Linked DNA regions of Mus musculus: region 1 is linked to region 2. Evidence: chromatin loops called from intact Hi-C (ENCODE). Cell type or tissue: heart. All regions are shown on one strand.

Region 1 (2,500 bases), 150 kb before region 2:
CCACAATCAGTGTTGAGCCCAGTGAACAGGCATCCTGGTCCATAGCTCTCCACAGCAGCACCCCTCACATGCCCCAGCCCCAATTCACAGCATCTCCAGGTCATTTTCCATAATTGTTCCCAGGGAGACTTATATAGGTGTTCTGAGCTGTCTTGAGTCTCCTGGATCCCACATAGGTGTAGCCTCAGACCCAACAATGAACCACATCTCAAAGGCACCACTGGGCCCCCAACTCCACCCCCATGCCAGATGCCTGGTAGCCCTATGCTGAAACATTTTAGTCCTCCTATCCTGGAGGAGAGTAAACGGTACAAACGAGTCTTAGTATCATCTTCCCTACCTCAAGAAAGGGAGCTATGCACAGACTACCACATTGAGAATGTTCTGAGTGGCCCACATGGACACAGGGGTACCAAGCACCTCTTAGAAGCAACTAAGGGTTGGAGTGAGGAGCACTTGTGACTGGGCCACACGAGGCAGTTTGCCATACACAGTGATGCAGCACACACATGCACACACAGCCCAAGCCACCAGAGTCTCCTCTCTCCACCTCACTTGCCCAGAGGACTCACACAATCAAAAACCATCAGAAATTCAAATTCTACTTTGGGAAGATTGCTGAGCAGGACCCAGCAGCCCTTCACATCTATTTAAGAAGATCAACACATATCCTCCCCAGCCACGCTGTTCAATGCTGTGTCTGTTCTCATAAAACTTAAATACTGTCTTTTTCTTCAGGCCAGAAACCCCAGCCACCTCTCCCAGTCACATGAGAACCCTGTGCCCCAACTCTCCAGACACATAGAAGATCTAAGCTGCTTGTCCTCCACCTGTACTCCAGGAGCCATTGGCCCGCCATTCAGAGCAGGCCTCAGGAGAAGGGCTGAGTGTCCCCAAGGGGAAAGTACGACTGAGGGACGGACCTCCTCCTGCCAAGCAAGGTGGAAGGAAGAGCCAAGGTCTGCAAAGCTGGCTGATCCAACCCAGAGAAGGGATGAGAGTCCTTCATGTCCCCGAAGGGAGGCAGGCTTCCGAGTTCCCAGCTGACCACACAGGAGTATGGGTACAAACAGGGCCAGCCGGCAGCCACAAAGCCAAAGCCACATTGTATGCTGTGGGGCCTAGCCCTCACACTCTCCCTCTCTGTCAGTCCTGGCAGCTGCTTACTGTATCACCAGGGAAGCTGACTCCAGAGTCAAGCCCACGTCCTGGGAGCTGCAGGATGCAGCCAGGGTGAGCTTGGCCCCGCCAAAGCAAAACAAGCATTGGCCAGCTCTGAGCACAGAGCAGCAGGAGGCCGGGAGGCCCAGACACTTCCCCTCACACGGCCTGCTGCCTTGGCAAGTGGCCACTCTGCCTGCTGCTGGACAGGGGCTAGGCAAGGAAGACAAGGCAATCCAGCCAGGTCCTGTGCCGCCATCTGGGGGCCTGGAGTGGAGCCCCTGCTCACGAGAGTTAAATTAAAACCTATGACCCTCCCATCACAGTGCCTTACAGGCACCCAGGGCCCCAATGCAGCCCTTTCCCAATCTTATCCTTCAGATTCTAAAAAGCTACCTAGAGACTAATCCCTCCCTGGCCTTCTCTGCCACCCCCTACACACCGTCCCCCAGGGTTTTCCACACACCTATCAAATTTAAGCTCCTAAGAGCCAGAGCCAGTTTGCCCTCCCCACTGGACTTATTAGTATCAGTCTCAACAACACTCTTCCTTACAGACAGGCAGACAGGCAGACACACACACACACACACACACACACACACACACACACACAACTAGTGCAGCCTGCACCAGGCCACAGCCTCCATCCATCACCCATGGCTTTGCACCCACTCTGTGACAAAACCCATTCCACGTCACCACCTCTCATTCTGATGTTTAAAATTTCATTCACGGCAACAGATTGGTTATTCCATCTTGGCCTTAATTAAAGAGGGCCCCAGAACGACATTTTAAACAGCAATGTCATTTTCTAATTGACACGGCTCCATTACCAAGAAAAATACGCAAACCCGCCTGAGACAGAGTGCAAGCCCCTCCCCCACCCTCCCAGAGGAGAGAGGGACTGCATAGCTTCAATTTTTAATCTGCTGATGAAATATTCAGGGGCCACAAAAGGATTGCGTTTCCCTGAGGCATGGATCACTGCCCTCTCCAGACTCCCCATGTTGGTAAGATACCGAGTTAGGATGATGGGGTCAGGTGGTCAGGAAGATGGAGAACCCACATGGGTAGCAGCTCAAAACTGGCCTGCTCAGCTACCACGACATATTTGTCCCATACCCCATGCTACCGTCCCACTCTTAGCTCAGGTCTTTCCGTGCTCCCCAACAATATCTGCTCTGTGCAAGTAGAAGACTTCAGCCCAGAGGGACTACATGCCCCAGTGACACCCACCAGGTCTCCCGGCCCATCTTGATACTTGTCTGTCTGAGTTTCATATGTTAAGTCCTACCTATAGCAATCAGGTTTCTAGCATGCTAATTTCCCAAGCAAAGTA
Region 2 (2,500 bases):
AGGTCCTGAGTTCAAATCCCAGCAACCACATGGTGGCTCACAGCCATCTGTAACAAGATCTGACACAAGATCTGACTCCCTCTTCTGGAGTGTCTGAAGACAGCTACAGTGTACTTACATATAATAAATCTATAAATCTTTTTAAAAAAAGATGATCAGGTTTACAAAAATACAAACTATGTCCTCAGAGAATCTGGTGAGTGAATTGGGCTTCATGGCTCACATTTCCTGGGTAGTATGAAAAAAATCCCCAGGGCATTTCCTAGTTGCTATATAACAAAGACCTGACAAGACCAACTTCAAGAAGGGATGGTGCTGGTGGGGCTCACAGTCATCAGAGCTAGGAGGGAAGGTCACATGGCATCCGTGCCGAGGATGCAGACAGAGCTCAGCCCACTTTCTCCTTATTTAGGCTAGCACCCCAGCCCGTGAGACGGTACTGACCAGTTTCAAGGTGGCTCCTCCTACCTGGACAAACACAATCTAGAAAACTCCTCGAGGACATGCCTAGACATTTGTCTCATAAGTGACACTGGATCCTATCAACTTGACAGTCAACATTAATCATCGCATGTGGAATTGCATGTATGCACAATACATATGCAATGGGAGGTGACTGGTCCACCACAGCACTTACTAGAGACCCAAAACATAACTATGTACCAAGCCACAAGCCCAGGGCATTCCCTAGCACCCCAGAGTCCTCTGGAGCTGTAGACCCCAGTTCAGTTTGTGCATGTCAGTCAAGGTACTAGAACAGGATCAAAACACTCCAAAACTGGCCGGCGACACCTCCCCACCATCCTGTGTGTGTGCATTCCAAGTTTTAGTTTCTCCATCTGGAATCAGGACAGGCATAGCTGGGTCTCCCAAGCTTGCTCCAAAGCCAAGTCTGAGGCCCACATTATGTATTTCTCTGATCAATTCCTTTGGAAAAAACAAACAAACAAACAAACTGAAGCCCAGTCTGGATGGGCAAATTGTCCAAGCCAAAGAGAAGTGGGAATGCAGCCCTGCCCAAGGCTTGGAGGTGGGGGAGCAAAAGTTCCTTTCCTCGGGACCCAAGACCAGTTTGGCTTTTCCAGAGCCTCCGCACCCTGAGTGGTGCAAGTCTGCCTCCACGTGGAGACTGATGGAATTTCCTCCAGATGAGCAGAAATTACATCTGAGACCTAGGAAAGTCAGCTCCCAAAAGCATGGGGGTAAGTGCTAGAAGAGGCTGAAACAGCTTTCTCGCCTGAATGATGCCTACCCCATCTAAACCTTGCATCCAACGCATCATTAGACATGAGGCATAACTGCAGAGAAATCAGACTGGATAGGTTGGATTTGTTGGTTAGCAATGCTAAGCAGATTCTAGACTCTGTTTTCTAGAGTTGCTAGAGAAGCTCAGCTTAGCTGGTTGGCTAAGCATGGGCCATAAGGTGACCGCCACAAAGTCAAAGCCTAGAACTGTTTGGGGGTCATAGAGGAAAGTGTCACTCCTCAGAGAGACTGGAATGTTCCACTAGATTATTCCAGCATGTCTGTTCATCTCTGTGGGGTGGTCCAGAGAAGACTGCTCTCAGCATGACTGTGAAAAGTTATTTTTCTAGGGGATTCCCAGCATCATGAGGAACACTGGTCTCTCCCTAGATGGCAAGAATTACAATATGGGCCAGAGAGATGGCTCAGCGGTTATGAGCACTGACTGCTCTTCTGAAGGTCTTGAGTTCAAACCCCAGCAACCACATGGTGGCTCACAACCATCCCTAATGAGATCTGACGCCCTTTTCTGGTGTGTCTGAAGACAGCTACAGTGTACTTACATAATAAATAAATCTTTTTTAAAAAATTACAATGTGAACCACAGCCATACTGGGCCCCATAGCTGCAATGAGGGTAACTGGATGGTCACACGGTCAATAACATAACATGGGACTGAGCGGCAGAAGAATCTCCGAGTTCCAGATGAGCCGGGTCCAGGATAGCTAGATACAAAGAAACCCTGTCTCAGAAAACAAAAACAAACAAACATGGGTTTGGAGACCATAAGGACAGCAGAATCAAAGAGTAAAATAAGCTGACTCTGGGAAATTTAGGGTGCTGAGTAGCTGACAGAGGTGTCCTCAGAGGGGACACAGACTGGTACTCTACATTGTTACTGATTTTATGAGTGAAGCTTTGAACTTAAGTGAGCAGAGTCTAACTTGAACTGGCAAAGCAGTCTTGTAGCTTCTCAACTGATTGACCCAATCTATAAACCCACAGGTCTTGCTTACACTGATGTCTTAAATCACTTTCACACTTTTTCCTTTTTTGAAACAGGGTTTCTCTGTGTAGCCCTGGTTGTCCTGGGACTTACTCTGTAAATCAGGCTGGTCTTGAACTCAGAGATCTGCTTGCCTCTGTCTCCCAAGGGCTAGGATCAAAGGTATGCGCCACCACCACTCACACCTTTTAAAATGCTATTTACTGGCTGGAGAGAATGCTCAGAGGCTAAGAGCACTGGTTGCTCTTC

The links. Peaks named below come from ENCODE experiments on the same cell type or tissue, not always from the same donor. Only the 100,000 strongest peaks of a DNase experiment are listed, where the experiment ranks them.
Region 1: a loop joins it to region 2, with 2.7 times the contacts of the local background. A loop is called at or near these places in 3 of 42 quality-filtered maps.

The regions. Positions count from the first base shown.
Region 1 is chr2:27,698,544-27,701,043 of GRCm38, reverse strand. The region is part of intron 1 of Rxra (retinoid X receptor alpha); the gene reads right to left. Among named protein-coding and RNA genes, the nearest start is that of Rxra, 23 kb to the right of the region's middle. In heart, a CTCF peak has its summit at 1,417 (motif pointing left); a DNase peak (open chromatin) is centred at 1,313; H3K4me3 peaks cover 616 bases; H3K27ac peaks cover 1,401 bases.
Region 2 is chr2:27,551,423-27,553,922 of GRCm38, reverse strand. No RefSeq gene overlaps it. Among named protein-coding and RNA genes, the nearest start is that of Gm13421, 12 kb to the right of the region's middle. In heart, a CTCF peak has its summit at 1,117; a DNase peak (open chromatin) is centred at 1,132.